Regions from separate parts of the Homo sapiens genome. Here region 2 is linked to region 1. The links are chromatin loops, found by intact Hi-C in ENCODE. Cell type or tissue: heart left ventricle. All regions are shown on one strand. Links, peaks and the distances in the headings refer to the core of each region. The heading gives the core; the rest is flanking DNA.

Region 1 (4,893 bases), core at 428-4,427:
TGACCATGCTCAAATGGAGACATTAAAAAGACTGAGGGAAGAATGGACAGGAGTGTAGAAAACTTGGTTATTTCCATGGGTCTGCTGTTTATTCATGTTGAGCTGGGCCTCTCCTCTCATCTGTTAGCTGAGCATTCTGGCTTAGATTGTCTCATAAGCACCTTTTAAAAGCTCCAAACTTTTATGTCTCCTATGGGCCAGCAAAGTGTTTATTCCAGAAACTTTTAAAGAATCTGTTGGACTGAAACTTTTGGCTGTTTTCCTGGCCTGGTTTCACTTGGGTCTCCGAAAAAATAGTGTAGCTCTAAGTCCTCGAAGAAACCCTGTGAATCTTGGGGAGGGTAAGCATATAACTGATCATCCAAACCAGCACACTAGCCAGTAGTAATTATGCTTGAAGATCAGGCCTCAACGGAGACTGTCCTCACTACAACAGGGCACTGGGAGGAGTCCAGACTTCCTGGTCCAGCTGTTCACATGTGATCTCAGCCAGTAGACTAGCAGCTTTGTAAAGGAAGGAAAGGGATTGTTTTATTCCTTAATGGCGGCTTCCCTGAATAAGTGCCACTAAAATATGTCTCAAAATAATGAGTAAATGAAGGAGCTATGGTGTTTGTCAAGTGGAAAATTGGGCTAATGACATATTGTCTTGAGTTTCGTGTGGGGTCTGGCACACAGTCACGGAAGTACTAATTTAGGTTGTGCTTCTTCCTCTTCACCCAATCTTATAGATAAAAATTCCAAGTCTTAAACTAGCCAAGTGACTCATCTAAGAAATAATGTAAGCTCCACAAGGGCTGTGATTTTTGTCTAGTTCTTCTTTTCTTTTCTTTTCTGTAAATTCCCTTCTTAAATTTTAACTTAATTTTGCTTAATGTTGTGAGCATATCTTCATATTTAATTTATAACAAAACACTACCCATTGTTAGTTAGATTTAAACTAGAAACCTTGGCTGTTGATGTCCATGCCAGGAGTTTCACAATTACACTTCCTGCCCTATTTCTTTCCTATCCCAAAGACCCTTCCTGCACTTTCAACCTTGATGGGACAGAAAATACCTCATCATTTTTCCTCAGGAAATATGGCTCAAGTAACTCCTTCTTGCCTATCACCACACGAGTGCAAGCATACCTTGACTGTGCTGTGCAAACTATCTTTAATGAATATTGCTTTTGGCTCTAAAATTAGGTCCATCTTCCTGTGGCGGGGGCGGGGTGGAGAACTGAGGCTGGAGCAGTGGCTCGTGCCTGTAATCCCAGCACTTTAGGAAGTCAAGGTGGGCAGATCATCTGAGATCAGGAGTTTGAGACCAGCCTGGCCAACGTGGTGAAACTCTGTCTCTACTAAAAATACAAAAATTAGCCAGGTGTGGCTGTGGTCACCTGTAATCCCAGCTACTTGGGAGGCTGAGGCAGGAGAATCGCTTGAACTGGGAGGTGGAGGTTGCAGTGAGCCAAGATCACGCCACTGAACTCTAGCCTGGGCGACAGAGTGAGACTGTGTCCCAAAACAAAACAAACAACAACAACAAAATACTGAATAATATCTCCTGCAAAATTAATGTTAGTGTTTTGCTAAATGATATTTCCATTGTCTGAGACATGTGGCTTTAATGGAAGTATTATATCAGAAAAATGTAGAGAGGAAAGCATAAGGTAACTCAAATTTCTTTCAGGCTGGAAAAACTCTCGAGTCACTGAAGACAGTTTTGCCAAAAAGGATTGGCAAGAAGCAGTGATATTTGCAAATTGTTCAGTGAAACTGCTTTTATTTAGTCAATTTCATCCGGGTGTCCAACGGGTTCTCTGCACAGGGATATGTTTCTTAGACAATGACAAGTTTTAAACCAAATTATGAGCTATAGCTGAAAATATAGTCACAGAATGTCATTCCTGATTTGTTTTTGAAGCTGAAGCTACGTGGCTAGAAATATCAAAGGGGTGATCCATGAGAGTCTAAATGCTCAGTTTGAGGAGTGGGAAGACTTGAAATGACTGTGGAAATGGGCATCAAAGCAGAGAAGCATGGCCAGACATAACACTGCTTGCTCCAGGAAAGGGAGGAGAGATGGTCCCCTGAGCCAGCTGGCGTCAGACCAGTGGACTCTCCACCAATCCCCAGCAGCGTCATTCCCTCATACATGGATCCAACTTTGCAACCAAACTCTGCATCAGAGATCCAAGAGAGAATACCTCCCAGAGGGCTAAACTAAGCTCTTCAGAGTTTATGCTCAACTTGTGGGGGGAGAGCCATTCTTCGCTGGCTTAACACCAAGGAGATCTGAATGCTAAAAGGAACCAGTCAGGAAGGAACAGTGTTAGAATAAGACTGGCTTTGGAGTCCAGAGAGGCAGGTTTATAATTTCAGATTTAGCTTTGAACCATGGGGAAAGCATAATCTTCTTTAATCCTCAATTTGCTCGTCTGTAAAATGGGGAGAATTTTTGCCTTATTAAGTTGTTCTGGGATGTGTTTAAGCATAAGGAGATAATAAATTCCAGCATTCTCCTCCCTCTGGTTTGGAGAGTAGAAATATTTTCTTAATGATGTCTGTCACTGGAATGCAAAGTCTGCCTACTCAGAGGGACCTAGAGGCTGCCTGGTGCTGGAACATACTTGGGGATAAAATGACATCGTACTATTTAATCAGAATCATAAGATCATCATGTGGGTCACTTGGGTGACACAAAGAATCAGAGCTTTGGTCTTTGTCTTATTGACCTATCTTCTAAAATGGTTTCAGGTTCTCTAGGACCTCACTGTCTATAGAGACTCACTGAAGAAAACACCTTCATTCAACCAAGTCTCTTGGTTTTGTATGTGCTGCAACTTGGTTTCACTCTAAGGTTGTGTCTGACTGAACATATGACTGATATTGGATCACATTGCCTCAGGATGGTGACCTTCCTTTCATGTGGGCTAGCACTAGATAGATATGTGTTCTTCAGCGTGGGCTGGAGAGGCAGTCTGGTCAGTTAAAAAGGGAATAGTTTGGCATCAGATACATACGGGCTTTTGAAAAGGTTGTCCTTGAGCAAGCTATTCAGCCTCACTAAACCTCAGTTTGCTCATCTGTAAAGTAGAGATATTATTCTATCACATATATTTATTAGAAGTAATGTACACAAAATGTTTAACACACATAATAAGCCCTCAGTACACCACTATTGCAAATATTTCAATGTTAAATATTCCAACTTGAGAACTCGCCAACATTCCTTGCCGTGTACTCAATTTAACTCCACACATGGACATGCACATACACACCATTTTAAAACTGATTTCATATTTAAAAGTTGTGTTGGGGAAATAAATATTTTTATTATTATTTTATGAAAATGTCAACATTTATTTTAGATATAGGGGGTACAGGTGCGGATGTGTTGCATTGGAATATTGCTTGATGCTGAGGTTTGGAGTATGGATCCCATCACCCTGGTAGTGAGCATAGTAGATTTTATTTTAGAGATATAAAACAATGTCCTAGAAATCTGCATGTTTCAAAGACCTCCTTTAATCACATACCTATTGTTTTCAGAGGAAAAAAGGAGGTGAAAAGAAGAAAAGTATCCTGTCTATGTCAAGGAGAAAACTAGCGACTATTTCCAGAAATACTCAATTACTCTTTTTGCTAAATGAAACAATTTTACAAGGATTATACTATTGCTCTGGTGTCTAATGTGGGTGTGCTCCCATTAGTCCACTTTGCAACTGTCCCAGAAGTACAGTCCAATTAGTCAGTATAGTGTTGACTGAGCCATTTGTGTGTTGATTGAAATCTCACCATTTTATTGCATGAAGATGGAAAATTGCCCGAATTGGCCAAACTTGTGCTATTCTCACTCAAGTTTTAGAAGAAAAGTCTCCCTTTAAGACCATTATATATGATGAGATATTGTCTGGGTTATAGTTAGTAGGTCATTAAAGGGATTGTCTGAAAGATCTGGCCACACAATGGAAGACCGGTTCAGCTTCCTCCATCTGTGTGACCTTCATAGGCATGGACACTTCTGTTCTTATTCCTGCTCTGCTCATTCCTGTTTTGTAGGAACCCTAGGAACATTACTTAACCTTTCTGCACCTTATCATCCTCACTAATAAAGCTTGAGAGAGTAATCCCTCCCTGAAAGAGTTGCCATGATAGTCAAATAAGGCAACATGTACAAAGAGCTTAAGAAAGTGCCTGGAGCGTAAAGGGGTTCCGCAAATGACAGCCATGATTATTAGCATTATGAATTCCTCAAGATGTGTTCAGTTCCTTCGTGATTCTTAAGTGCTTTTGGGAATAAATGACAGAATAAAGTGAAATCATTTGGTAAATTCTGCATCTAGGAAACCACTTAATGGCAGGCAAATTGGCCTCCAGTTGGTGACTGTTTGAAACATGATTCATTTTCAAAACTTTGAACTATTTTGAGAAGTTAACTATATCATGCATTTTTTAAACAATTATGGTAACATAGCTTTTGCCAAAGAATGACATAATTTGACCTTCCTTGGGTAAAGGATGAGGACATAAAGATAATGAAGAAGAGAGGAATAGAAGAGCTTTATACCAAAGGGACCAAACAAAAAAATGTTCAATTTTTTTAAAGTTCAAATTCTTTTAAGAATTTGGTAAATTTCATAATTCTCAGCTTTTATAATTTTTTTCTACTTCATCTCTATTTCCCCAAGCATGTGAGTAATCATGTCTAAAAAAGCTTAACTTCTTACTGGCTGTGTAATATTAGATAAGTCATTTAATCTGATACCTCAGTTTCTTTATCCATAACTTGGAGATAAAATAATATTTACATATAGTGTTGTTAGGGACATTCAATAAAATAATTCAGAAAAAGGACTTAGCAATGAATCTGTTTTAAAGTCATATTTGAAAAAAAATTAAGACCA
Region 2 (4,893 bases), core at 520-4,519, 130 kb after region 1:
TATAATACACGTACAATTTAAAAATATATATGTGTATGTGTTTGTGTGTATATATATACACAATATATGTATGTATGTATATATCTATATATATACACACATACAAAAACCTATGCGTGTGTGTGTATATATATATATACACAAGGCACACATACGATGTTTAAACAGAGAAATCAGAGTGAGGATGGAGAGTAATCATTAAACTGAGAATGGAATCCCATAGGAAGGCAATCCTATGGAAAAAAAATCAATTGATTGTGGGAAAAAATAGAAAAGCAGGTTTTTAATTTTCTGACTTGTATATCTGGGCAGGTGAATAAATGGTCATGAGGGATACTTTAAACAAATGCCTTTTCCTCCAGGATCTTGGTTTTATTGTTAGTAAGATTAGAATATTGGAAGACAGGACTTTATAGGGATAGAGGGAGAATGTGTGACCTCTTGCAACCACAATTATTGTCAAAGTGGCCTTCTAGTCACCAAACAGCAGCTATATTTTTAGCTGAGAGCTGGTGATTTGAACCTGCAGCATGAAGCTCTACATAGAAATATTTGAAAACCAGGGTTAATGCTTCAGGGCATGTTGCATCTTTGAATACTATAATGAAAATGTATGCTAAATTAAATAGTTCCTACCTTGGCTTCTCAGTGTGCTTGAGCTATTTAATAGTACTTAAACAAAGACACTCACTTCCCAAAATGGTGAGATCTCTGCAACATGGATCCATGAGCTAGTCCTATGTCCTTGGGCAATTTGCAAAAATTATCTCATTCTTCATTTCCCTAGCTCCAAAATGGGGTTACTAATACCGATCTATTCAGATTTTAGTGAGATACAATAAGGGAAGACAAATAAAATGACAACTATGGAGTTTGACACACAGAAGTATTTACTTGAAGTTATTCCTTCTATTCTTCTTGTTAGAGGATGCAGTCTCAAGTGATGGAATATTTGATGATTTGAAGTCAAATACTGGAGTCTGTCTGGTGAATCTGAGTAATTCGTGTTCTAGGAACCTCGATTTTTTCAACCATAAAATGGAGCAATGAGTAGCTATTTTACATGGTTGACAAAGTATCGGTCTTCATTTGCTAGTGTTCATTGGATGGATCATGTTACATTTTTGTTGTTGTTGTTGTTGTTAGTGTTTTCTCTTTGAAATGGAGTCTCACTCTTGTCACCCAGGCTGGAGTGCAGTTGCACGATCTCGGCTCACTGCAGCCTCCATCTCCCAGGTTCACGCAATTCTCCTGCCTCAGTTTCCCAAGTAGCTGGGACTACAGGCTCCTGCCACCATGCCCAGCTAACTTTTTTATTTTTAGAGGAGATGGGTTTTTGCCATGTTGCCCAGGCTAGTCTCAAACTCCTGATTTCAAGTGATCCGCCCACCTTAGCTTCCCAGAATGCTGGGATTACAGGTGTGAGCCACCACACCTGGCGATTATGATACATTGTATCACCTTTTATAAAATGAGCTTCAACGAAAAACAAGGCATGGTTATAAGAGGTTTGCTCAGAATACAACAACCAATCCAGGGAAGGAGGAACTAGAACGGTCTCTTCTTGACTAATTAATTGGTGATGAATACAAGGGAGAGAGGGCATCCTAAACTCTAAAGAACTGGGAAAGAAGCCAAGTGTAAATATTTTCTTTTCTGAATAATTTATTGTCTAACATGATTATACTAATTCAATTAACAGCAAACAATATATTTGAAAATCGACTGAATTCTATGTGTCAGACACAGTACTAGGTCTTAAAAGAAATGGAAGAAGACAAGAGAAGAAAACACAATCTCTTACCTGACGGTTTCCAGTGTAAGCAACCCACAAGCAAATAAGAGTGGGGAGTTAAATCGGTCATTCGAGTAACAGTAAACATACTGATCCTGATGCACGAGAAGCTATTTCTTGGCTTCACCTCTTTTCCTTAGGTGGCCAATACCTGCCTTTTGCAAGGAGTTAATTCCTCAATTAGGAACCCAACAATTTTGACAGTTTGAGAAAGAACTAAATCACAGAGGTAAGAGAAGATTGTGCTTCCCAAGAGAGGCTCACACAGGGACACAAAAAGACCTTGAACATCTATAAAACATGGGCCCCCACTGAGAAAGGCAGAATGCATTTTATATTTCTAAACAAACTTTAATATTTTTCATCTGGAGTTATTTCTATACTATCAGCAGAAAAAAAAAGGCAACCTCTGCATGTGGTTGTGTATTTATGAGTGAGTTTTATCTGTAAACAGATTTGTAACTAAAAACAGAAATATCTTTTTATGGGAGACAGCTGGTTGAGAGATTAAAGATACACAAGGAGAGAGAGGGGCTCAAATTAACAAACATTCCTAGACGTAGAATGTCTGTGAGTATTAGGAATCTTCTAACTTGTGACCTAAAAAACATCTAATCCCCACTGGTTTTCCAGCATAGGTTTCAGCCTACTTGGCATTTAGAAGAGAAATGAAAACAAAAACAAAAGTTGGAAAGCCTAGTGCAAAGCTATAATGCTTCAAAATCTCAAGGAATCATAAATAACTATAAATACTATGTGAGCAAAAAATTCCTAAATATGTAGTTTCATTTGCGGGATTCAGAAAAAAAAAATATTCAAATTAGGCCAATTCTGGGTTTGCTCCCCCCCTTGTGGAGTACAATAACATGTGTGTCTGCAATTTGGATTTGATTCCTAAGTTTCTAGCATCTGCCACATGTTTGTGCTGAGAGCGTGCTGTATTGGAATAAAACTATTCTTGGGTTTATTTTTCAAAGGACGCTAGCAAGCATGGATTTACAAAACTTTTTATTGAGGTTGGGTGTGACTCTTTGAATCTAGTAAACCAATCCCCAAATAGGATTTGGTATACCAATAATCAAAACATCTTCAGTTATTTTCTTTCTACTCCAGGAATGGATTTTTAAATAAAAGGCCAGAGCTCAGGCTGGCTTCTTTGCTGTGGTCACGGTCATGGGAACTTTGATGGGAGAGGGTTTGAGGGCAATCACTTTCCTGCGGTGAGCTCTATGCTCCAACTCGAGTCATTCGTGCTTTAAGTTGATTTAATTTCTAGAATCACCTGAACAAGACCAAGGCCTAGAGTTGGTTCTACTCAATGATTTTCCTGCTAAAACCAAAGTCGCATTGATTAGGATTGGCTGATCCTGGAGAAATTAGGCAAGGTTAATTTCCTACATTTTCCCTCTTACGCTAGCTGGTTATTTCCCAAAATTCCATTATTAAAATTAATTTACATTTTAAATTTTTTTCATAAAGGAAATGCATATGTCTCTCATAAGTGAAAAACCATTATCAATCACAAGTAAAATGTCATACAACAAACATCTTATATACAATTGTATATATAATATATAATACAATGTGAAATACATTTTAAAATACATACAATGAACAGAAAACAAAGCAAGAAATTACTGCTTCTGAAAGACTCTTAAGCCTGATGCTTACTCTTTTGTGACTGTTGTTGTTTAAAGGGAGGTTGGAAGGTTTTAGATAGATGTTAAAGACAGATTACCAATAAATATATTAACTGGACTGATTACTAAAAACATTACATGTTTACATTATCTAATATTTAACGTCATGTGCTCATACTACCGTGAACACTCTTCTTTAATACTGTCGGTATTTTGTATTCCAGGCTTTGAAAAATCCTTCTTTAGTAGACAGCTGTTACTATTTATATTGAAGCCATATCACTTGATAAGGCTGAACATTTTAAGAGCTTATCAGTCATCAGCACCTATGGGGTGCAGGTTAGATTCCTTTTTTTAAATTAAATTTTATTTATTTATTTATTTTTGAGATGGAGTTTTGCTCTTGTTGCCTAGGCTGGAGTGCAATGGCGTGAGCTCGGCTCACTGCAGCCTCTGCCTCCTGGGTTCAAGCAATTCTCATGCCTCAGCCTCCCAAGTAGCTGGGGTTACAGGCGCCCACCACCATGCCCGGCTAATTTTTTGTACTTTTAGTAGACAAGGTGTTTCACCATGTTGGCCAGGCTGGTCTCGAACTCCTGGCCTCAGGTGATCCGCCCGCCTCGGCCTCCCAAAGTGCTGGGATTACAGGCATGAGCCACTGCGCCCGGCCAGCTTAGATTGTATTCTGCTCCCTTTCCTGCCGATCAACCCCGCCTTGCCTCATCTTTCTCATTCTAGGACTCAAACACAGGGTGACACCTGTACTCTCTTATACCTCCACACTTTTATATACATTGTTTCTACCCTCTGTAAAATTATCCCCTCAAGAGAGTTCTTCCTTTCACAAACATGTCTTGGTCCTTCTAGACAACCCCCTTCACCCACCAAGATTCAAAGAATATTTAGAGGACAACTCGATGATAGATATTTAATGCACTACACTTCAAAGAATTTATTAATCAAAAATATTTATGTAAAGGTATAAAGATAATGGGTGCAAGAGTGATTATTTTAGCATTGTTTGAAAGGAAAAAAATGGAAGTTATGATAATATGCTTACATATGGGATTGGCTAAATAACCATGTTTCATCCATAAAATATAATATTCTAGAGTGGTTAAAAATAATGGTCTCATCTATATTCTCATGTGGGAAGATAGCCGTTGTGTCTATACAATTTACCGAGCCCCTCCTCTTTCTTTACTTGGATTGTTTAATCCATTTATTAAATCTTCATAAAATTGCTAAAGAGTAGCAGAGCAGTATCACCCCATATTACACATGAAGAAATCAGGACATAGAGTTATTTGACCAAACTCACCCTGTTAGTGGCAGAGCCAAGATTGAACCCTAGGAATGCTGGAGCCTTAGATAGTGCTTTTAAATTTCAGACTGCATTGTAGATCATGTGGTTTGGTTCTGTGTCCCCACCCAAATCCCACCTTGAATTGTAATAAT

Evidence for each region. Peaks named below come from ENCODE experiments on the same cell type or tissue, not always from the same donor. Only the 100,000 strongest peaks of a DNase experiment are listed, where the experiment ranks them.
Region 2: it touches region 1 in a loop (2.2-fold over the local background); 1 of 110 quality-filtered maps calls a loop at or near these places.

What each region holds. Positions count from the first base shown.
Region 1 is chr16:65,312,450-65,317,342 of GRCh38, reverse strand. All of the region lies in intron 8 of LINC00922 (long intergenic non-protein coding RNA 922), which reads left to right. The region is part of intron 2 of LOC124903780 (a long non-coding RNA gene); the gene reads right to left. Among named protein-coding and RNA genes, the nearest start is that of LINC02126, 140 kb to the right of the region's middle. In heart left ventricle, for the core only: no CTCF peak of the experiment used is centred there; a DNase peak (open chromatin) is centred at 2,092; H3K27ac peaks cover 180 bases.
Region 2 is chr16:65,178,971-65,183,863 of GRCh38, reverse strand. No RefSeq gene overlaps it. Among named protein-coding and RNA genes, the nearest start is that of LINC02126, 4.8 kb to the right of the region's middle. In heart left ventricle, for the core only: a CTCF peak has its summit at 2,647; no DNase peak of the experiment used is centred there.